Regions from separate parts of the Homo sapiens genome. Here all the other regions are linked to region 2. A link is a loop called in an ENCODE intact Hi-C map of the cell type or tissue named here. Cell type or tissue: mammary epithelial cell. All regions are shown on one strand.

Region 1 (8,000 bases), 290 kb after region 2:
TTTCTGCCTCTTCTCCTGACTCCCCTATCTGCACCCCCATCTCTCAAGTCCATGGGTTTCTTCTCCCTTCTCCCTTTTCTTGAAATAGCCAGCACAAGGAAACAAAATTGTTTTTTAGCCTCTTATGTTTAACAAATAAACATAACATAAACATGTTAAAATGTGTTTAATTTTTAAAACAAATCAGTTGAAATTTTTATACTTCTTTCTCTAAAACTAACAATCCATGAGCTTCAGTTAGCTTTGTTCTGTTGTCAATGACCCCTAACAAAATAAACCCTCCCCACCTCTGTTAGGGTTCATGTGGAAGGAAGCAGAATATTTCATCTGCAACAGATACAATGTTTATTTTGCACATACTGCCGACTCCATGAGAAAGAGAGGACATAAATGGTAGTCTTAAACACAGTAACATGTTTTACAAGTTTGCATGCATTGTACTAGCAAATAAAACATAAAGAACAAGAAAAAACAGAAAGTGAATATCAAATCTTCATACATTTAGTATTATGACTGAAACTCAAATGATGGGGAAAATTAAAATCTCTGGCAAAAAAATATGGGTTTCTTCTGCAAATTTCATGCTGTCATGAGGAACCGATGGACTTGAAAGATCAGGGTGCAGACAAGAGAGTAAGGAGAAGTCATGTCGCCAGCCAAGAAAATCATGTCTTCTTTGTTCTCTGATCTGGCAACAAAGAATTGAAGGTCTCATGTTGCCCTGGTAACACCGGGAGACACTCCCAGACTGCTGAAAGGGCTCTACCCAGCCCACACAAAGTGTCACAGGTCCAAACTCTGGCCAAGGACTCTCTGGAGCAGAAACATAACTGGGTTTGACACTCACTTTAGCTTCTTTAGGCGACTTAAGGACAGAAGTTTTCAGTTCTGCTTCAGAAGAACCAATCCTCAACATTGATTATGATTTCTGTTGCAAGTAGATATATAAAAATTACATCTATTGTTGCGAGCTAAATTCTGAGCCCAGCCTGATGACAGCCTAAATTGTGGTCATTACCTTTATAAATAGTGCTCAAATTTTATGACTTCTAAATAACACCTCTATAATTATACACCTCTTGCTTAAATGTCTTGAAATGTCCTTTCTAAAGAAATCATTACTTTTAAAACAGGTATTTAATTTTTATGAAAGAAAAATTAGAGTGGAAAGAAAAAAATCTTCAGAGAGCCCCAGGGGGTGGAGCTGATGAGAAATCCCAGAAGTTCAAGTTCAGATGCCCAGAAATGCAGGGCACATTGGAGGGGCAGGGGCACGCACTCCCAGGTGCAGCGTTTCAGCAGCCTGGGGATCTGAGACTGCTGTGGACTTGTGTGCATGATCTTCATGGCTAATGATGAGGCAACAGCCAGAAAGAGAAAAAGCCCAAAGTAGTCCTTATAAAACTATAGAGAAGACCACATTTGTCTTTGTGACAAACACTTGAACTGTTTCACAGATGCTCACAGCAGACAGCCCTCTATACTACCAATTTATGCTTCCTAACTCTTCACACTCTCCTTTCTTCAGTGCCTAGATCATTGCTGTCTTACATGGAAGAATGAAAGTATCTAATAATGTAATTCACAGTAAATTACCAATTGAAGAGAAAAAAACCTCATTATATTCTTTTGGTGGTATTTATGTTTTAAAGGAGGGTCTTGGAAGGCAATGCCTAACCTAAACGGAACTAAATCTTGGGGAATTTCAGCCAACGTGGCAGGCAATCGGGGAGCTATTAGGGGATAGTAAGGGCCTGCTTCTGTCCCTAGGCACCATCCCATGTGGTTATCTATTCACTGTGTTTGGTAAAAGGTGACCCATTTTGCCATGGGTCTATCAAAATTATTTTGAAATGTATCTACATTATCCAAAAGGACCTTGAACCTGGGTTTCCCCTCTCTTTCAGCCCACTTCTGTTACCTAAACCCTGTGCTTGATTGTAAAATCAAGCACAAGAGAGTCCCAAGGCAAAAGTGGCTACAAAAGTAAATAAACTACCTTATATAGATATGGCTTCATGGATATTTAAAGATATAAAAATAATAATCCCCTTTCCCAGTTTGGTCATTCTTGAGAGTTGAAACCACCAAGTCCCCATGCAGTCTACTTTGTCAGTTTCACGGAACCGGAACTCCCCTCACCAAGGGTGAAGCTCTCCTTGAGTCTACTTTAAGATGGCTTTCTTTTAAATAAATAATTTTTGCTCACTAACTTATGCTTTTCTCTCACTTTTCCCCTTTCCCTTCTGCCACTTACGTTTCTCAGGACAAATGTTGCCTTTCACTTTACTGCCAGCCCCTCTCAACCTCAGGTAAGTGAAGGGGTTCCAAGAGTTATCAACATCCTACCTGTTGGTGTTGCCTGCCTGTTAGTGAAACCATGTTACCCTGGTAGAGTTAGCGTGTGGTGTTGCCCTTGACCTTTCACAACTTGAAGTATATTTGTATTCCACTTTATTCCTTGTGTTACTGGAATTTTGGACACAATATTTAATCATATCACCTTAATTGGTATAAAATGGGTGGCATGCTATTTGTTTTCAGGTGTTCATTGGTTCAATCCTCACTGAGAAAATCGTGTGCCCACTATGCACCAAGAACATTGTTAGACTGCACCTGGTGCTGGAGGCACAAAGGTTAAGAACGGAGAGACACAACTTCTGCCATTATGAACCTGATAGCTGGGAAGTGGTAGTGGGGATAGGTAGTAAAAGGCTGACACCAAACAGATACACAAATAATTAATTGACCTGGAAATACAACGAAAATAAGACATTTTAATGTTTACAATGTTATAAGTGTAGTAAATTAGTTTCTCCTCTCATAAAGAAAGAGCCAGAATTTTGACAAAAAACATCAGGAGAATTAGATATTTGTGTTGTGCTCTCCATTAAACCATAACCACAAATAGAATAAATACATGAAAACTTGGATTAAGTCAGGCTGTTTTTCTGGTGTCATTTCTAGCTACCTTCCTTTTTTCTTTCATAAGCTTCTGAAGACAAAACTCTATATAATAGCATGTTCGAAACAAGTTTATTTGTTGTACATTTTCTTTAGTCCATAATATAGCTTTGGTCATAAATAGCTACTTAGGTTTTGCTTTGGAGTAGTAAAACTGGGATTAACATGGACTTGTTGTAAATATACTACTGCGGTGCTGGTAAATAGTTAAGAACTGGTTCTCAGAGAGAAAGCCCTGATTTGTAGCATTTGCCCATTTCTGTGGTGTAAATACCTCCACTGTGGCTGATTTTAAGCTCCCATTGTGATGTCACTGAACAGCTGGGAAGTGACTAATGCACAATCAGCTCTCCCAAGCCTGAATGAACCAACTCCAATCCACTTTTAAACTTCCTGTCTGTGAAAGTCTCTGCAACGCATGTATACTGCCACCCAGTGGCAGGAGAGGGCCAAAGGCCCTTAATATACTGCCCTCAATATTTATTGACTATTTAATTTCAAGAAATATTTTAAAAGCACTAATTACTAGGTGCAAAGAGAGAAACCTAAAGTAGAAGGGGAATAGGCCGGGCGCGATGGCTCACGCCTATAATCCCAGCACTTTGGGAGGCTGAGGCGGGCAGATCACGAGGTCAGGAGATCGAGACCATCCTGGCTAACACGGTGAAACGTCGTCTCTACTAAAAAAATACAAAAAATTACCCGGGCATGGTGGCGGGCGCCTGTGGTCCCAGCTACTCGGGAGGCTGAGGCAGGAGAATGGCGTGAACCCGGGAGGCGGAGCTTGCAGTGAGCCAAGATTGAGCCACTGCACTCCAGCCTGGGCGACAGAGCGAGACTCTGTCTCAAAAAAAAAAAAAAAAAGAAGAGGAATAACTTTCACTCTAACTACAGGAACTGTATAGTCTAACAGTCCTGTACAGAGCTATAATAAATATGATATACTGATCAGGTGTGGTGGCTTGCACCTGTAATCCCAACACTTTGGGAGGCTGAGGCAGAAGTATTGCTTGAGGCCAAGAGTTCAAGACCAGCCTGGGCAACATAGCAAGACCCTGTCTCTACAAAAACCTAAAAAATAAAAAATTAGCCGGGTATGGTAGCTTGCATCTGTAGTTTTGACTTCTCAGGAGGCTGAGGCAGAAGGATCACTTGAGCCCAGGAGGTCAAGACTACAGTGATACATGATTGTGCCATTGCACCCTAGCCTGGGTGACAGCGTGAGACCCTATCTCTGAAAAAAAAATTTAAATAATTTGTATTTAAACCCCAAAATGGAGTAAAATATACTTAGAACAAACTAATAAAACAAAACAAGTTCCTTGATATCTACGAAAGGTTTACTTTACTCTTAACTAGTCTCATTTTCACCTATATTTTGTATCCTCTTTGATTACAGGAAATATTTTCTTTTTCTATAAACTCACCCAAACGGTTGCACATTCTCAGATAACCTGTGTCAATCACTGTTTGCCTCTATTCCAGGAGTTAGAAGCAGGTTGCAGAAACTGGGGAGGTAGCCAGGACCCAGATAGTGATTTTTCAGCCTAAATTCCAGCCACTGCTTTGGGTATTTGTCGTTCGCTTCTTTCTGGTAAAGGTAGATTGTCAGGCAGGGGTCAAAAACATTTATTTGGGGTTTATGGTAATTTGCAGATAAAGTTGTTAATACTTTCAGTGGGTGTTTACTGCTTGCACAAAACCAATTACTAGCATATATGGGAACATATATGAGGCTCATTATTGCCAACAGTAATCATAGTAATGCTCTTGAGTTACACAGTATGGGTTTCCTGGGAAACAAGAACACTCTTGGAAATTCCATGCTCCTCATCTTTTGAAGAGCCCTGTATTATATGTATTTGAGTCAAGCTCCAAAATTAAGTGGGTTCTTGGGGGTATTGCCATCTGTTATAAGATGTGAATAGACTTCCAACTGTATCATTAATGACACTCTTTAATTCTGAGATAATTTTTCCCCATCAGAAAGCTTTGGATTATTAAAAAGGATTCCATTTTTATTGTCCTGGTACTCAAAATAGGGTTAGGAGAAAAGATGTTGAAATACAAAGTTAAGTTTTAACTTGTTTTGCCTCTCTGTACATGATAGATTTATTAGAGTCTTCACTGGGAGCCTGTTTCGGTTGCTTTTCTCAAAATCTTAATCATAGGCTTAATATAACTTCTCAATCAGTTATCGTATTTTATAATTATTTGGCAGAATTCCCCTTTCTTCATCATTAAGGACAAGTTTACAACTTAGAGTTAATACATTTTTCCAGTGGATTCATAATCTACATGGGTAAATAGTACAACCTCTTTCAATTAAAAATGTTTCCTAATTCTGGTGTTACTTGAAAAACACTTTTAAAAGATACCTCAGCCTGCCCGCAATTGTGAATGTATTTCTGGGGACTCCACATGGGGCTTGGTCTTTGAATCTCTGTATGTTCTCACTATATTCCAGCCAGCAACAAGTTTCTTGATCAAAAGGGCAAGGGGGAGGATGAGTCTAGTGCTAATTCTTGCCTATGGGAAGGTGGTTAAAATTATTGAGGAACAGGCTTATCTGCTTTTCAATATGGAATTTTCGTATGTCACATTGACCACACAGAAAGAAGTGAATCTTATCACATGTTATATCTCACTTACCCTTAATTTAAAGGGGGCAGGATGCTTCTTAAACAGGAAACAAACTAAAGTATAGCAAAGTTTAGTTGAGAAATAAATGACTATTTCTTTTACCCTAGAAAAAGGAATAGCAACATTGCATAAAATGGCTGTTTTGTCTTATTTACTGCTATATTCTTAATGCCTGGCACAGAGCCCTGCGCAGATTTAGTTTCTCAATATGTATGAGATGAAGAGCTGACTGAATTCATTAATGGAGATTCACGGAGATTTACGTATAAATTTTGTGCCTAATAGTAGAGGAAACAATCCCATTCATGTAAATATAAATCATGTCTTTCTTTTTCTTATTCTCAGTATTTTCTATACAAGTTTCCCAAAGACGTGGACTCAGTTATCATTAAAGTGGTGTCTGAAATGGCTTATCCATGTTCTGTTGTCTCAGTCCAGAATATCATGGTGAGTGCTGATAACTTGCCAACCTTCTACTATAGAGCATTATATTATTCCAGAACAAATGAAAGAGAAGGGTGGAAGCATGCCATCCTCTTACTGTGTATCTCCCTTCCAAAACTACTAAACAATACGAACAGTATCTGTGAGCACGAGTGGGCAGACTGTGTTTGCAGACACTAATTTGGAGTGGTAAAGAATAGTTAACTCTTCACCAAAATCAACAAAGCAAAGAAGGAAAGGAGGGAGGAAGCAGGGAAGGATTGTAACAAGGAACCAGGAAGACCAAGTTGTGGGCTCCGCGAGAAAGCTAAAATTGAACCCTACCATTTGTTCTGCTTTTAAATTTTTATTGTAACATTCGGTTCTTTCTGTCTCCTGAGGTGTTAACGAAAATTGAAAAAAGTGTTATACACTTTAAGACAATATTTTTATAGTTCTCTTCAATATAACATGACTTTGACTTTAGAGGACGAGGCCCCAAGTCTTAGGAAGACTATGTCATGACTGTTCAAGGGGGGAAATTGCCTAGTTTCTGGTTAATAAGGATCCCCTGCTCTGTGATCCAAGCAGAAAGATGCTGACAGGACCTATGTGTGGCATGACATTGCATGACATTATGGATGCTTTCCATTTTATTCCTCATGCATGCTGCAGTGCCCGGTGTATGATCTCGACCACAATGTGGAATTTAATGGTGTCTATCAGTCCATGACCAAGAAAGCTGCCATCACGCTACAGGTGAGGCATTGCTTCTGTGGGCATTATTGCCAATGGTAATGCTCAATAGATAGTGTACTTACTGGGCCAGCATCCAAAAGGGATGGCCATCCATGATGTGCCTAGGATCTCCTTCCTTTCTGATTGGTTTAAAAACTAATATGTCTGGCCAGGCGCAGTGGCTCACACCTGTAATCCTAGCACTTTGGGAGGCCAAGGCGAGCGGATCACCTAAAGTCAGGAGTTTGAGACCAGCCTGGCCAATATGGCAAAACCCTGTCTCCACTAAAAATACAAAAATTAGCTGGGCTTGGTGGTGCACACCTGCAATCCCAGCTACTCAGGAGGCTGAGGCAGGAGAGTCTCTTGAACCCAAGAGGCAGAGGTTGAAGTGAGCCAAGAGCACAGCACTGCACTCCAGCCTGGGCGACAACAGCAAAACTCCATTGAAATCAAAGCCTAGGTGATGGTAGACAATGCTACTCTACCAGGTGCCTCTTTCCCCTTGACAATTATTAGGAGCCCATGGTGCGATGGGACGTGTATCTGACAGATTGCTCAGAGAGGTAGGGCCAGAAGATTTCAGTCTACTTATTGGGGGTGCCAATTTAGGGTGAAGTTTGTCAGATCCATTTAAAGCAATTAAACATATTCTAATAATCTATACCAGTAACAGTAAGCAAATGAGGTCTTCAATTCTGAACAGAATGGACAGATTCAAAAGAATATGGACCATATTTGTACAGCAGCTTATCTTATGATATTTGTAATTATTATTTCAATTGTAATTTTATAACAAAAATGTATACATGTCATGTAAGCATATTTTCAAGGAGATTCTGTCCCTGCTTTGGGGGAGGTACTTACTTAAAGTACCTGCAGCGTGATCTGTTCCCTAGGGTAAGGTGATACTGTTTACTGAATAATAAGGCAAGAATGAAGAGAAGTTAATTATAATTTAGGTATGAGACCTAAAATTTTCTGTCAGGCTTTAATTTTCAAAGGCTTCAGATTTGATATCCCAAATATCTGCTCTTGTTTTTCAGTATTTCTTTCTTTCTTGGCATCCCGCATTATGTGGTCCCAAATAAAAGAGGACAGAAAAATAACTATAGTAGGGAACTTCAAATTGTATTTCATCCGGGACACTAAATTCATAAAGGGCAAGCATATCAATAACTCTCTTCCCTGGATGTGTTTGGCAATAAATTGTTACTTCTCTTTTGGGGCCT
Region 2 (8,000 bases):
GGACACCATTCAAATAAGAGATTTTGAGGCCCAATCTAGTGAGTCTGACCCCATTTCCCAAACCCATGGAATGGGGGTATTTTTTTTTCTATTTGTTGTGAAGGAAATATCAAAGAAACATATGCTGAAGTGAGTTTTGTCCACAATTACAGCTCGGAAGTCTTCTGGCCAGCCTGGTCGACTGCCACCCCCAACTCTGGCCCCACCACAGCCGCCCCTTCCTGAAACCATAGAGCGGCCGGTGGGCACTGGGGCCATGGTGGCTCGCTCCAGCGACCTGCCCTATCTGATTGTCGGGGTCGTCCTGGGCTCCATCGTTCTCATCATCGTCACCTTCATCCCCTTCTGCTTGTGGAGGGCCTGGTCTAAGCAAAGTGAGTGAGTGACGCTTTCAGTGGGAGGATCCTGGGTGGGAAATGGGGGCTCCACTAAGGAGGCCTCTGCCTAGGTCTGTGTCCATGGAAAGCTCAAGCCCAAGTCCCCCAAAGGTCTCGGAGGTCAGAGAACACCCAACGACTGGGCCCCTCCCCCAGCTCACAGACCTCGGCTTGGGGAGGAGGAAGGAGGGAAAGTTGGGCTGTCTTCTCTGCACCTTTGGAGCTCGGGACCTATGTTGTGCCATCTTCTGAAGTGTCCGAAGCTGCTCCTCTGACCTCACATTCCTACTTACAGTCCATCCTGCCTCTTCCCTGGGTGCGGAGCTGCCTTCAGCTTTCCCCTCTATCCTGGAATCTGACTTTTAGTCACTAATTTCTGCTTCAGATGGCAAAACATCTGGTCAGCTTACCTCCTCTAAATATTGTTCTTCTTTTCACTCACCGCCTCCTGCCCCCAAGCCCTGGACCCTGTATCTCCCCACCCTTCTCCCTGCAGAAGAGTCTAGGTGTCAGGTAGAAATGGGCGACACAAAGGAGACTCTAGGAGAAAATGTTCTCCATCGCTTGGGCACTGTCAACTCCCTGCCTACGTCCTTCAACCCTCTGTGGCCAGGAGCCTCCTGAGATCCTTGTGGGGCTTTTCCAACCCATCCCGGGCTACCTTGGCCTAAGCACACCTTTATTTTTCTGTCCTTCCAGAACATACAACAGACCTGGGTTTTCCTCGAAGTGCCCTTCCACCCTCCTGCCCGTATACTATGGTGCCATTGGGAGGACTCCCAGGCCACCAGGCCAGTGGACAGCCCTACCTCAGTGGCATCAGTGGACGGGCCTGTGCTAATGGGATCCACATGAATAGGGGCTGCCCCTCGGCTGCAGTGGGCTACCCGGGCATGAAGCCCCAGCAGCACTGCCCAGGCGAGCTTCAGCAGGTAGCGCATTCTTGGGTGTGGGCGGCAGGTATGGGACACCCAGGAGGGAGTGGCTGGGCTGCCTTGGGGGGCCTCCTCCCTCCTAGGGTCTCAGGCTGGGCTGCTGGGCCAGGCTTTCTTTAGTCAGGAGCAGATGCTCCTGTTGTTGAGTGAAGACTGGAAAGTTACCTGGACTCCCCGGCGTGGCCGTCTCATTACTCTTCCTTTTGAGCAGCAGAGTGACACCAGCAGCCTGCTGAGGCAGACCCATCTTGGCAATGGATATGACCCCCAAAGTCACCAGATCACGAGGTAACCAGGCCTCTCCCCTTTCACTCCCAAGCCCCACAGCCTCACTTTCCCTTTAGCTCCTCAAATCCAAGGCCTGTCACTGAGAGCCAAGCAGTAGTGCTGTACTCAGGGGTCCCCGTGACTGACAATCATGCTCCTCTGAACCATTGCCCTAATAGGCAGTTGTTGCATTTGCAATTGCGATGCCCTTTCTGCCTGAGGGCATGGCTTGGCATCTCGGAATCCTCCGTCACTAGACAGATCAGAAGCACCCACCACAACTGACTTTGCCCATGGGCCCCTGGACACCTGACTTCACATTCTCCCACATGGAGTAAAATGGAAATGGACTAGAATGATCAGTGGGAATGATGGTGTGGTACCTCTTGATGTTCAAAGGGGAGAGCAGTCCTTGCCCCATCTGAGCTCTCACCAGCTCTGATGCCCTCAGACAGGGAGACAGCCAGCAGGGGGATGGGGCGACAGGCCCACCCTGCCCAGCCCCACCTCCCCATCTGGGCTTGTGCACTGCAGGGGTCCCAAGTCTAGCCCGGACGAGGGCTCTTTCTTATACACACTGCCCGACGACTCCACTCACCAGCTGCTGCAGCCCCATCACGACTGCTGCCAACGCCAGGAGCAGCCTGCTGCTGTGGGCCAGTCAGGGGTGAGGAGAGCCCCCGACAGTCCTGTCCTGGAAGCAGTGTGGGACCCTCCATTTCACTCAGGTTGGTTCCAGGAGCAGGGCAGGGAAATTAAACAGGCTGGGGGTGACATGAGGTAGGCATCCACAAGCCAGTAGTAACAGTCTTCAAAGGTGGGGCTTGGTAAGGAGCCAGCCACAGCATTTATGTGGGAGGGATGGGGCATCGAGGGTGGCTGGCCACTTTCCTTCACTGCTGAAGGCCCAGTAGGTCTGTGGGATGTCCAAGTGGGTTCTACTGCAACATGATAAGCTGCGGTCCTCAGCCTCTGAGAAAAAGGCTATTTCTCCATTTCAGAGAAAAAAGCCCTTTTTGGTCTGTGCATTTCAAGGCCATTCACAAATTCCATTTGCTGCTCATCACACTAAGAGGCATTCTCTAATCACTCTGAAATGCCTTGCTTTGTTGAGGCTTGTCTCTTAATTAAGGAATAAGGTTGCCTCAATCATTAAGGAGCCAAATTCTTACAAACATCATCATCATAACTCTTTGTACTTCCACGGAACTTTTTCTCCAAGGAGTTTTGGGCCATTCACGCTAAGCCCATCCCATTGTCTTCCTCCATGCTAGTCTCCTTAGAAATCAGTGGATACTTGGTGAGGGCACCAAGTATCCACTAACGTTTCTTAGCTTCTCTGTGTGTGTGCCCATTCATAGGCAGATCCTGGACTCTGTCTCTAGGAGATTAAATTTAAAAGATGCTGGGTCCTAAAGCTCGACCCAGCATCATTTAAACTGGACCGTGTCAATCTGGGGGGACTGGATTGTGAGTGGGATGATTGTAACCAGAAGCCATAGCAAAGGGTGGACTAGCCGCCTAAACATAGAAAGAGCAGGGCTTCCTTCTGCGTTTCACGGGCTGCACTGACTTCATCTGCTCCTGTGGTGTGGGCTCAGTGCGGGAGTCTCTACAGTCCCAGCATGAGTGGGAAATGGGTGGCAAGTGGCCCTCCCTGTTTTGATGAGAGACCTTGGAGGGAACAGAAGTGCCCTTGTCTCGGTTGTAGGTTTCTGTCCCCTTTCCAGAGCCAGTGTAACCACCTCCACCACAGATAGAGATTGGCCCAGTGTCACTGGGTGTTGGCTCCTCGGTCAATCTGGATTTTAATGGTTCCTACTCTTTCTCCCCTCAGGGCCCCCATGCTGCTTGGGCCTTGTGCCAGTTGAAGAGGTGGACAGTCCTGACTCCTGCCAAGTGAGTGGAGGAGACTGGTGTCCCCAGCACCCCGTAGGGGCCTACGTAGGACAGGAACCTGGAATGCAGCTCTCCCCGGGGCCACTGGTGCGTGTGTCTTTTGAAACACCACCTCTCACAATTTAGGCAGAAGCTGATATCCCAGAAAGACTATATATTGTTTTTTTTTTAAAAAAAAAAAGAAGAAAAAAGAGACAGAGAAAATTGGTATTTATTTTTCTATTATAGCCATATTTATATATTTATGCACTTGTAAATAAATGTATATGTTTTATAATTCTGGAGAGACATAAGGAGTCCTACCCGTTGAGGTTGGAGAGGGAAAATAAAGAAGCTGCCACCTAACAGGAGTCACCCAGGAAAGCACCGCACAGGCTGGCGCGGGACAGACTCCTAACCTGGGGCCTCTGCAGTGGCAGGCGAGGCTGCAGGAGGCCCACAGATAAGCTGGCAAGAGGAAGGATCCCAGGCACATGGTTCATCACGAGCATGAGGGAACAGCAAGGGGCACGGTATCACAGCCTGGAGACACCCACACAGATGGCTGGATCCGGTGCTACGGGAAACATTTTCCTAAGATGCCCATGAGAACAGACCAAGATGTGTACAGCACTATGAGCATTAAAAAACCTTCCAGAATCAATAATCCGTGGCAACATATCTCTGTAAAAACAAACACTGTAACTTCTAAATAAATGTTTAGTCTTCCCTGTAACCTTCAAACTGAGTCATGTGTGAGTCAGCATTTTCTTTACATGTTAGAATTCAGTCTCTGAGTATTTGAAGAAAATACCCACTTACAATATTTTCAGGTCCATCAGAAATGAGATCTGAAAAAGGTAGTAAATGTTTCTCTTTTTTGTTTTTTAAAACAGTGAATGTCAGTTGTGCTTGGATTCATGCAGAACACATTACCGTTTAGTCCACAAGGGAACCGTTGTACAACAGACCAGGAAAAACAGGTTCATAGTTCTCTTACCAACTGGACTTGAGATGAAGTTTAGGTCATATTGAAGAAATAGAACTAATCTTTTTTATATAGGTGTGTGTTGAAGACCAAATATTTTCTCCAAAATACTGTTTAGCTAAGTGCTGTGCCACACATGGACATATGGTGCATAATAAATTCACTTCCCTTCTTTCCAAAGATACACCAACATTGCCAGAGTAGTTGACTCACTAGTTTAAAATCAACATTTACTTACTGTTGTCCAACCAAAGGATCAACCATAGATTCTTTTTTAATTGAAATTTTAAAATCTTTATATGTGGAAGTGGAATTAGATGGAGACTGATGCTTGCAATGAAAGCCTTACTACGCTTTGTGTTTTGGGGCTGGAGAGGGTGGGGGGAGCCTGTATTTTCTAGATTTCTGTAAAATTGAGTTACAGATGAAATGCCACTTGAGACAATCTCGTTAAGTGGGGGGCCAGACCCTGGCTTTTAAACATGAAGAATTTGATAAACAGGGTCCTAGGGAAGAGTCACTCTGACTGTTTAGGGCAAGTGCATCCTCTGCTGGCCAAAATAAGTATAGCACCTGCTATTCCTGACTTCTGCATCCTTTTTCCATCAAGCTCAACGTCAGAGAGAACTTCATGTGGAAGTGCAGCATGGTTTTCAGGAAAGCAGTATTTTAAAAATATTATTTAAAAGGAAGGACTGTAAGGAACAGGTAAATGTTAGGAAATGAGAAGCAGAGCAGGGAAGAGAAGAGAAAAAATAAGATACTGTGATTTCAGACAACCTGGCATCACGGCCCAGAGCTCACTTCTGGGGTGGGTAGGGCTGACGCTCTCAGTCATTGCTTTGCTATCCAGAGGCCCCCCAATCTGAGCTGTAACTCACCTTCTAGCCCCACTGGTTTTTACATTTTTTCCTTTTTCTCCTTGATGATCTAAGGTAGCTGTCAAAATGAAGTCTGGTGAACTTTTCTGAAGTGATAGGTGAAACATCTGCTTTCTGCACAGCACTGGAATCATAGCACTCAATGGATTTAGCTCTAAAGAGAAATTTAGCACATGGCTCACAGACCTCCCTAAGCTGGGGAGCCCGCTGTGGTGGGACAGGCTGGCTGGCAGGCATGAGCAACTCCTTTACTCTGAAGTTGTGACAGAGGGGCTGGACTCTGTGGTTTCTTTTTCTTCCAATGCTGAGATTGATCATCGGTGATACTATGGATGACAGTTCAGAAGAGCCAAGTTATATGAACAATTGACCCACAAGTAACTCAGTGTAGGCTGATTTTTGGCCTTACCCTCAGAGGTGAGGCTGCTCCTCTGGGAGCACAGCAGAAGGCAGGGAAGTGTGCCAGGAGCAGGATAGCTTCCCAGCCACCCTGCCCATGCCACACCCTGCTGGTCTACTTGTGTTTGAAGCTTAACTTCCCAAAGACTCAGATGCTCTAACTTAACTACAGATTTAAGACTAAGCCTGGAATCAAGTTGAAATGAACCTAAAGCTATCAACATATTTTGTCCAATTCAAAATAAAGTAATTCAGTGTTAACTGTCGTCAATTCCCAAACATGCGGAATGAAGCCCTGAATATTGTAGAATTAACTAGTGATTTAGTCCAGCTCAGTTTGGGAATAATTATCCCGATTAGCTTTCCTCTCAGTTGAAATGCACAGCAAGTCCTGATGTGGCTCTTCTGTAGACTGTAGGTCCATTCTTGCTGCAATCAGAATCAGAATCTCAGAATGGGAAGGAACCCATTCTACCAATCCTTCATTTGTCAGATAATAAAATGAGGCCCAGGAAGATAACGTAACTTCTCCTGATTCTCTACAATTACCAAGGGGATGGTATCGCCTCAAGACCTTTCTCAGAGACCAGCCACTCTCTCCAGGCAGCTGCTTCTTGTGGCTGCCAGCTCCCACGAAGGCCCCGGTGACCCCCACCTGGCATTCACACCCTGTTCAGTCCCCTCCCACATCACACAGGGTCAGCCTGTGACCCATATGACAATAGTGACGCTATGTCACTTCTGAGCTTGGGCTGTAAAAGACTGTGGCTCTTGTATACATCATTCTCTCTTGCTGTCTCCCTCACTCTTGGATCACTTGCTCTGGGAGAAGTCATATCCCAAGCGGCCCTATGGAGAGGCCCACATGGCGAGGAACTGAAGCCCTGCCTAATGGCCAAGGGAGTGAATTTGCTAATAGCCCCTCCAGCTCCAGCCAAGCTTCAGATGGCTGCAGCCCCAGCTCCTAGTGTGACTGCAACTCCACGAAAGACCCTGAGCCAGAACACCCGGCCAAGCTGTCCCCAGATTCCTGGACCTCAGAAACCCTCTCACTCCTGGGTGAGATCACAAGTTTGTTGTTTCAAGCTAAGTTTGGGGGTAATTTTTTACCGCAATAAATAAGACACTCAGGGCTATGACTAGCATATTTTTAAAAATACTTGAAAGGCACACATGGCTTAGGATATACAACACAGAAAGTGATTTAAAAAAAAAAGTGGGTGCTCTCCAGTAGAGAAGTGACTACATCAGAAATTAATGGTGACAAGTGCAAACAATAAGGTATTCTGACCTCTTAAATAGGAATATGAAGGAATCTTAGGAAGACAATAGGCCAAGTGGCCACCTCTAAGAATATGCTGATGTACAAAGAAAGCAAGACCTGTCTGTAATTTTGGGGGGCACATTAGCAGGCTAATCACAGGTGAGGAAGACTTGGCATTGCTGAGTTCCCTTCTACATTTATGCAATGTTCCTTTCTTCACCCGCCCTTCTCAGTGACCAGCTTATCCTGGAACAGCCTCAATGAGTAGCTCGTTAATACAGAGCTCTTAATCTAAAGAGCTATGCTCTGTTACTAACAGGATTCCAAATGTCAGTGAGATTATCCTGCAATGGTTATAGCCATGAACTTCAATGAGCACTTACCCCCAAACCAAAAGGATACTCTTCAATTAGTTTAAAATGTTATGCATAATCAAAGGTGATTGTTAAAGATGATCTCTAGTAAATCTATTTCATTATCTCCTCATCTATATCAAAACCAGCAAATGGCCCAAGTAAAACCTGAAAGAAAATGGCAGGGGACATGAGAAACTATGGGGAAAACTTAGAATTCTGACGGAGTTGCAGAAATCTTTAAAGAAAAGCCTCTTTATTGACTGTTTTATTAAGCATGCCCCTCTGCTCCACTCAGAACTGAGGAGTCTACAAAAACTGTGGGCAATCCAAGAAGGCTGGTTATTTTCCTGCTTTCTGCCAACCCAAAGCAAACTGCTCTGCCATGTCTGTTTGTATTTCCTGAATCCTGAGCCCTCAAAACACTGCTTTATGAAGTCAACAATGCCAAAACTGAAATTTGCATTTCTATTCTAAGATATAGCTGACAAAATGTCCTTTTCTCCTGCATCCTCTCAGAGAACACTTAATAACATCTAAGTTTATTTTCTAAGGATCAAGAAAACAAAGTTTTCTCATGAATTGCTGAATGATAGTTTTTCTTGCCAAGGGCTAAAAATTCAGGATACCCCCAAATCAAATTTTCCTAAAACAAAAT
Region 3 (8,000 bases), 340 kb after region 2:
TGTGTGTCAAGCCAATCATGGAGATGATTTTGCTTCTATTCTAAGGAACTAATCTTAAATGAAAAACATAAGCTCAATGTCTGAAAGTATTTATTTATTCATTGCAGTGTTTCTTATAATAGTGAAAAACCGAAGAATGTGGGAAGACACTTCAACAAAAGGGGAAAGATGATTGTTTACATTGCATTCAGTTATGGGAACTTTACATGGTTGTTAGAAATGAATGCTTGGAAGAAAGTGTATTAAATTAAAAGTTACTTATATAGGCAAGGCACCATGGCTCACGGCTGTAATCCCAGGGCTTTGGGAGGCTCAGGCAAAAGGATGGCTTGAGGCCATGAATCCAACATCAGGCTGGGCAACATAGCAAGACCCTGCCTCTACAAAAAAAATTTTAAAAGTTAGCTGGAAGTGGTGGCATGCATCTGTAGTCCCGGATACCAGAGAGGTTGAAGTGGAAGGATCGCTTGAGTCCAGGATGTGGAGGTTGCAGTGAGCCGTGATGGTGCCATTGCACTCTAGCCTGAGTGAGGGAATGAGACCCCAACTCTTAAAAAAAAAAAAAAAAAAAAAAAAAAAAAGATACTTATATGTTAAAGTATTTTTTTAAAAATCTACTGTTCCATCAGAGGTAAGAGTTTAAAAAAAAATAAAATGAACTAAAAATAAAAGTTAAAAAAAAAAAAAGAACCTGCCCCTTCCCCCTCAAGGGACTGGGGGATTGGAAAAGCCAATAGTGTTACAAATCCACCTTCACGGCTGCCCACATTTCTCCCACGCCTGCAGCGCCCTCTTTGGATTGATATACCGCCCCAGGGACTTTGCTTCCTACATGCTGGGCATCTTCATCTGTAACCTTTTGCTGTACCTGGCCTTTTACATCATCATGAAGGTAAGAGCGGGTGCCGGGAGCGGCTACCTCGGGCCCTCGGGCAGGCGAAGGCGGGGTCGCGTGAGGCCGCATCTGCTTCTCCTCCCACAGCTCCGCAGCTCTGAAAAGGTCCTCCCAGTCCCGCTCTTCTGCATCGTGGCCACCGCTGTGATGTGGGCTGCCGCCCTATATTTTTTCTTCCAGAATCTCAGCAGCTGGGAGGTAAGAGGCCAGTTTTCTTATCCAAAAACAACCTCTCTCTCCAACTTGCCATTTTGGCCTTTCTACCTCCCTCTCTTAATGTGTTTTCACAGTGTCTAAAATGAAAGTTTTCTCTACCAGGGATGGTTTTTAATAGCCGCACACAAATGCACAATAACTGCATGCGTTATCATTCTCAGGGTGGCACTTTATAAATCTGTAAGTACTACAGACATTGCAAACTTGGTCTTCATTGCATGTTGTATTACGACGCTGGTCCCAGTGGATGCTTAACGCGGTCAAAAGCCTTGAGTAGTTCATCTTCTCATCTTTCTCATAATCTCCATCCATCAACAAATACCCAAGCTGAGTGTCATTACATCCAGTCCATAGATAACAGAGCCGAAGCCTAGGAAATTAGTGGTATATCTGAGGCACAGAACAGGAAGAAGTCTTAGCATTCCATCAGAACAGTTACCACAATAGATTTTAGAACATTTCTGTCACTCCGGAAAGAAACCTCATATGCATCAGCATTCACTCCTCATTTCTCGCTAACCCCTTACCCCTAAGCAACTACTAAATCTACCTTTTGTCTCTGTATATTTGCTTATTCTGGACATTTCATGTAAATGGAATCACACAATACACGGCCTTTGTGTCTGGCTTCTTTCACTTAATGTGTCCTAGGTTCAAGCATGCTGTAACATACATAGTACTTCATGTCTATTCATTGCTGAAAAATATTCCGTTGTACTGATATATCACATTTTATCTACCTGCTCATCAGTTGATGGACAGTTGGATTGTTTCTATTTTTGTGTCATTATGAGTGATGCTGCTGTGAATATTTGTGTACAAGTTTTTTCCTTGAGGTAAAATATACATATAAAATTTACCATCGTTACCATTTTAAAATGTGCAGTTCAGTGGTCATAAATACATGTATATTCTTTGGTTTTTCCCCTCATCTCCCTCTCCCCCCACCCTTCCTGGACTCTGGTAACCACCAAACTATTCTCTGTCTTCACGGGATCCACTTTTCTAGCTGCCTCATATGAGTGAGAACATGCAATATTTGTCATTTTGTGCTTCACTTATTTCACTTAACATAATGGCCTCGAGTTCCATACGTGTTGCTGCAAATGGCAGGATTTTATTCTTTTTTATGGCTGAATAGTATTTTATTGTGTTTGTAGGTGTATGTACATTGTCTATGTAGATATGTGTATCATATTGTCTTTGTCCATACCTCTGTTGATGGGCACTTAGATCGATTCCATATTTTGCCTATTGTGAACAGTGCTGTAATAAACATGGGAGTGCAGATAACTCTTTGACATACTGATTTCTTTTCTTTTGGATATATATCAAGTAGTAGAATTGCTGGATCATATGGTAGCTCTATTTTTTTCTTTCTTTCTTTTTTTTGGGGGGGCGGGGGGACGGGGTCTCCCTCTGTCTCCCAGGCTGGAGTGCAATGGCGCAATCTCGGCTCACTGCAACCTCCACCTCCCAGGTTCAAGTGATTCTCCTGCCTCACCCTCCTGAGTAGCTGGGACTACAGGCGCCCACCACCGTGCCCAGCTAATTTTTTTGTATTTTTAGTAGAGACGGGGTTTCACCATGTTGGCCAGGCTGGTCTCAAACTCCTGACCTTAGGCGATCCACCTGCCTCTGCCTCCCATGGTCCTGGGATTACAGGTGTGAGCCACCACACCCGGCCATAGCTCTATTTTTAGTTTTTTGAGGAACTTCCAAACTGTTCTCCACAGTGGCTGTACTAATTTACATTCCCACCAACAGTGTGTGAGAGTTCCCTTTCCTCCACATCCTCGCCAGCATCTGTTATTGCCTGTCTTTTTGATACGAGCCTTTTTAACAGGGGTAAGATGATATCTCATTGTAGTTTTGATTTGCATTCTCTGATGATCAATGATGTTGAGCACCTTTTCATATGCCTGTTTGCCATTTGTATGTCTTCTTTTGAGAAATGTCTATTCAGATCTTTTGCCCATTTTTAAATTGGATTTTTTTTCCCTTACAGTTCTTTCAGCTCCTTATATATTCTGGTTATTAATTTCTTGTCAGATGGATAGTTTGCAAATATTTTCTCCCATTCTGTGGGTTGTCTCTTCACTTTGTTCGTCATTTCCTTTGCTGTGCAGAAGCTTCGTAGCTTGATGTAATCTCGCTTCTCTATTTTTGCTTTGGTTGCCTGTGCTTTTGAGGTCTTTGTGTACAGGTTTTTGTGTGGATGGATGTTTTCTTGGAAGCTAACTTTTCGAACCAGACATCTAGTAGCGTTTTTGTGGCTTTCTGGACGTTCAACTCTTTGAACAGTTGAACTGTGGGAATCTTGCCCATGTCCTGCCTCACCTTCCTCCAGGGAACTCCGGCCGAATCCCGGGAGAAGAACCGCGAGTGCATTCTGCTGGATTTCTTCGATGACCATGACATCTGGCACTTCCTCTCTGCTACTGCTCTGTTTTTCTCATTCTTGGTGAGTTCATATCTATCTTTTTGTGACTTTCTTCTCTCTTTACATCTTGTACTCTCTTTTTCTTCTGCTCTTCCTTACTTTTTTTTATATTCCTCTCTAATTTTACTTTCCATTTCCTCCTTGTAATTCAATGTACAGACCATCTTATTTCTTTCATAAATTTTATATCCTTTGGTTAGATCTTTAGTTTTTCTTTTACTCTTCAATATCTTTAGACACAGAGGGACAAAATTACTTTCCCTAAGTTGCACAGCACGTTTGTTCTGAATTGGTTATTAGACCCACATGCCCAGAATTCCCCCAGGAACCACTTTTAGCAATTCCGATAACATTGGGTTATTCCTTCTTATGCCATACTCACATTCCTCCTCCTCCTCCTCCTCCTCCAGTCTCCCTGAATATTTCACAAATATTTTACATATTCCTTAAGTGGCTTGGGGTAGCAGCCACGTGTCTGTTGCCTTCTGACCAGTCTGTCCCAAATCTCTCCTGTAGTTTCTCTATTTTTTTGCCCCAACCCTTTCTCAGAAGCCATGAGTATTTATATCAACCCTGGATTATAGTTCCATCCTTTAATCCTAACTTTGATTTTTCCCAATTAAAAGTCCATGGTGCCTGTAGGCAGGTTCAATTGACAATTAACAACCCTACTAGACTCCCGGGCTCCAGACCTACTAGATGCCCGGGCTCCACGCAAAGCGGGCTCAGGCAGGCCATATGACTTCAAGAGTGGAGCAGGGCTATCCTCTAGTGGCCAGTTTGGGAAGCTTGGCCAATCTGTATAAACAGTCCTTACGTCTTTTACTTTTGATCGTCACCTTCATGAGAGAGACAGAGACAGCAAAAGTGGAACTAAAGATTCCACGTGGGGCAGTAGTAGTCAAATGAACTAGAAATGGAGGAGGAGGGTACATTTCTTATATAGCAATACTCTATCCAACAGGACTTTATTCCTTTGACTCTTGACCTAAATGTCCCCTAAGTAATGACTTCCCAGGCCACCCTATCAAAATTTTTTACCTCCCCACACCTGATACTTCCTGTATTTCCTCCCTTATTTAACTTCTATCCTTAGCACTTATTACTATCTAACATGCTATATTTTACTCATGTATTTGTTTCACGTCTAAAGCCCTCTTTAGAATGTAAGCTACATGGAGAATAGGGATTTTTGTCTCTTTCATTACCAACTATATCTCCATAGCATCTGGAATAGCACATCATAAACCTTCATGAATATTTAATTGACAAATGAATTGTATAATTATAATAAGTGCCTATTAAGAGCAAAGGATTGCAGAGAGCTGCAGAAGGCATGAGAATGAGAGGGAACTAACAGTTTCCAGTCTGTGTGCATCTCAGAGAGAAAACAGGACTTAGTGTGACAGTGACTGTCCATTCCTTTCATTTCTCTGTCCCTCTCACTTCAGGTTTTGTTAACTTTGGATGATGACCTTGATGTGGTTCGGAGAGACCAGATCCCTGTCTTCTGAACCTCCAACATTAAGAGAGGGGAGGGAGCGATCAATCTTGGTGCTGTTTCACAAAAATTACAGTGACCACAGCAAAGTAACCACTGCCAGATGCTCCACTCACCCTCTGTAGAGCCAACTCTGCATTCACACAGGAAGGAGAGGGGCTGCGGGAGATTTAAACCTGCAAGAAAGGAGGCAGAAGGGGAGCCATGTTTTGAGGACAGACGCAAACCTGAGGAGCTGAGAAACACTTGCTCCTTCCATCTGCAGCTTTGGGAGTGCAACAGGGATAGGCACTGCATCCAAGTCAACTCACCATCTTGGGGTCCCTCCCACCCTCACGGAGACTTGCCAGCAATGGCAGAATGCTGCTGCACACTTCCCTCCAGTTGTCACCCTGCCCAGAAAGGCCAGCAGCTTGGACTTCCTGCCCAGAAACTGTGTTGGCCCCCTTCACACCTCTGCAACACCTGCTGCTCCAGCAAGAGGATGTGATTCTTTAGAATATGGCGGGGAGGTGACCCCAGGCCCTGCCCTACTGGGATAGATGTTTTAATGGCACCAGCTAGTCACCTCCCAGAAGAAACTCTGTATATTTCCCCCAGGTTTCTGATGCCATCAGAAGGGCTCAGGAGTGGGGTTTGTCACACATTCCTCTTAACAAGTAACTGTCACTGGGACCGAGTCCTGGGTGCTTACATATTCCTTCGTGTCTTCATCTCACTGACCTGTGTGGACCTCATCACTCTGACTCTGCCTTCTTGGAAAGGCCCTGTCACTCCACAGATGTCTGGCCAGCTTCAAGGCAGAAGGAAAAACAGGAAAAGCTCTTTTAACAGCAGCAGGAACAAGAGAAATGACTAACCATACTAAAAGACTGGTAACAGCAGCAGCAGCCAGACAGGCCTCACCTTAAGGACTTGGGCTGCCAGAGCAAATTCAGCAGAGCTTATTTGGCCTCCCATTCACACAGCTCAGTTCTGTGCCCACATCACCTTTGGGGAAGAAATCAGCATTCTAATCAGGGACACTACTTCAGGAGTCCTCCACAGCGAGTCCGTCATCTGTCACTTTATGTAGATCAGGGTTCTAGACTTCTTCCCTGAGGTTCTCAGAAGCAGCTCTCAGGATGAACGTATTGTCCTCTTCCCCTCTTCTTGCAAAGTGCACAGCTAATCTAATGTTGTCTCTCGGTTGCACCTGACATTCTCTCCCCAGTAAGGTGTTGGCAAGCTCAGCATCTGGGTTCCACTCTCACACTGTCTGGCAGCTCTGTGTCTGAGAAGTTCTACATTGACCAGGCCCCCTTGTTGCCTGGAGTATGACGTAATCAGAAAATAGACGTATAAATGTGCACATGCGTATGTATTTGCTTGTGAAATTAAAGTCACCTCTTGCCTCTGCTTTCCTGATCATTCGTTAGAGAAATGGATCAGGCATTTTTTTAAATTATTATTCTTTCTCTAAACTATTTGCATTGTGTTCAAAAACCCATTTTAGAAGTTTGAACAGCAAGCTTTTCCTGATTTTAAAAACACAAAGTTGCTTTCAATGAAATATTTTGTGATTTTTTTAAAGTCCCCAAATGTGTACTTAGCCTTCTGTTATTCCTTATTCTTTAAGCAGTGTTGGCTTCCATTGACCATATGAAGGCCACCAATTAAATGGTTGTGTTAATCCAACATGTAAAAAACTTTTTGGCAGGGCACAGTGGCTCACGCCTGTAATCCCAACACTTTGGGAGGCTGAGGCAGGAGGATCACTTGAGCCCAGGAGATTGACGCCGCAGTGAACTATGATTGTGCCCCTGCACTCCAGCCTGGATGACAGAGTGAGACCCCATCTCTTAAAAAATAAAAAAAAATAAAAATTTGAACCTGTTTCACTATGGCTAGTTTGACCTAATTTCTTTATCTTAACGCACTATGGTTTCTAATCCACAGAAGACCAAGGGAGGAAATGTGAACAACAAAGTCCATTCAAGTCGCCCTGTGGCTGAAGCGAATAAATTTTCAGATGCATAACCTGTTTGGTAGCTTGTTTGGGAAGATGTGAGCGGAAATGGGGAAAGGGCCCTGGAGGAAAGGGTGGACTGTGCTGCTGAAGCCTTCACTGTTTTCTGATCACGTCTGTCTTGTGCTACAAACGCACACACTGTGGTCAGTTTTGTTCCTGCAACAGTACCGAAAATCCAGACCAAGCTTGTTTTTACAAATATCAGTTCTAAATGTACATGTTGCTAATTCTTTCCACAGCGCCAGTCTCACGGTTGGAGGACATAAAGTCATTCAGCTGCATCTGTAGGATTTACACAAGGGCTGGGGCAGAGGGGAGCACAGAGAGCTTAAAGAGCTTAACGAGCCATTTCTGTAGGACAGTGTCTATGCTAACTCTTGCCTGGGTTCATGGACTTCACTCTTTAAAAGGGAAAGGAAGAGTGACTGAGAAAGCCGGGTTCAACAGGAGCGTAACCGGAGAAAAGCAGTCACTGTGAAGAGGCTCTTGGCAAAGTAAGCACAGAAGTAATAAGAGCAGTTCAGCTGGAGCAGGACAGAGGTGTAGCAGCCAGAGAAGCAAAGCTGTGCACATAAAAAATGACCTCTTCACACCCCTGACAAATGCTGGAGAAGCAGCCCCACCTCTTTATGCTCCACGGTTTACTGAGGGATTCGCCCGGTTTTATTTTAGCAGCAGGAGAAGCCAGTGGAATGCTGGACTCTATCTGGGGAAGGGACTTTCCATGACTGAAGGAGGTCACCGAGCCAGCTCCTCGGGGCAAAGAAAATGGCAGCTCCTCTCTTCGTAACTCCAGGCACCCACCAGAAGGTTCTGTGGGGTCACAACATGCATGTGTCGGTAAATCAAATACCCAAATCCTCCTCAATATGGGTGATAGTCTCTATCCAAAACTCATGGGAAAGGGAGGAACAAAGATAAACACTATTCACAG

Evidence for each region. Hi-C counts contacts between places; a loop is a spot of excess contacts. Peaks named below come from ENCODE experiments on the same cell type or tissue, not always from the same donor. Only the 100,000 strongest peaks of a DNase experiment are listed, where the experiment ranks them.
Region 1: a loop joins it to region 2, with 15 times the contacts of the local background. A loop is called at or near these places in 4 of 110 quality-filtered maps.
Region 3: a loop joins it to region 2, with 9 times the contacts of the local background. A loop is called at or near these places in 10 of 110 quality-filtered maps.

What each region holds. Positions count from the first base shown.
Region 1 is chr3:113,574,656-113,582,655 of GRCh38, forward strand. It overlaps SIDT1 (SID1 transmembrane family member 1), which reads left to right. Exons shown (of 25, transcript NM_017699.3): 4 at 2,267-2,312; 5 at 5,953-6,054; 6 at 6,706-6,789. Among named protein-coding and RNA genes, the nearest start is that of SIDT1-AS1, 12 kb to the right of the region's middle. In mammary epithelial cell, a CTCF peak has its summit at 3,391 (motif pointing left); a DNase peak (open chromatin) is centred at 3,316.
Region 2 is chr3:113,283,259-113,291,258 of GRCh38, forward strand. BOC (BOC cell adhesion associated, oncogene regulated) reads left to right here. Exons shown (of 20, transcript NM_001378074.1): 16 at 153-374; 17 at 1,077-1,309; 18 at 1,524-1,600; 19 at 2,114-2,307; 20 at 3,417-4,201. The coding sequence ends at 3,604. It overlaps CFAP44 (cilia and flagella associated protein 44), which reads right to left. Exons shown (of 35, transcript NM_001164496.2): 35 at 3,672-8,000. SPICE1-CFAP44 (SPICE1-CFAP44 readthrough (NMD candidate)) reads right to left here. Exons shown (of 52, transcript NR_183050.1): 52 at 3,672-8,000. Among named protein-coding and RNA genes, the nearest start is that of BOC, 76 kb to the left of the region's middle. In mammary epithelial cell, a CTCF peak has its summit at 4,999 (motif pointing left); a DNase peak (open chromatin) is centred at 4,193; H3K27ac peaks cover 1,891 bases.
Region 3 is chr3:113,622,641-113,630,640 of GRCh38, forward strand. It overlaps SIDT1 (SID1 transmembrane family member 1), which reads left to right. Exons shown (of 25, transcript NM_017699.3): 22 at 787-892; 23 at 983-1,093; 24 at 3,462-3,575; 25 at 5,006-6,935. The coding sequence ends at 5,068. LOC124909410 (a long non-coding RNA gene) reads right to left here and starts at 793. Exons shown (of 2, transcript XR_007096007.1): 1 at 1-793. RefSeq lists a silencer at 4,314-4,413. In mammary epithelial cell, CTCF peaks have their summits at 777 and 4,326 (motif pointing left); a DNase peak (open chromatin) is centred at 4,341.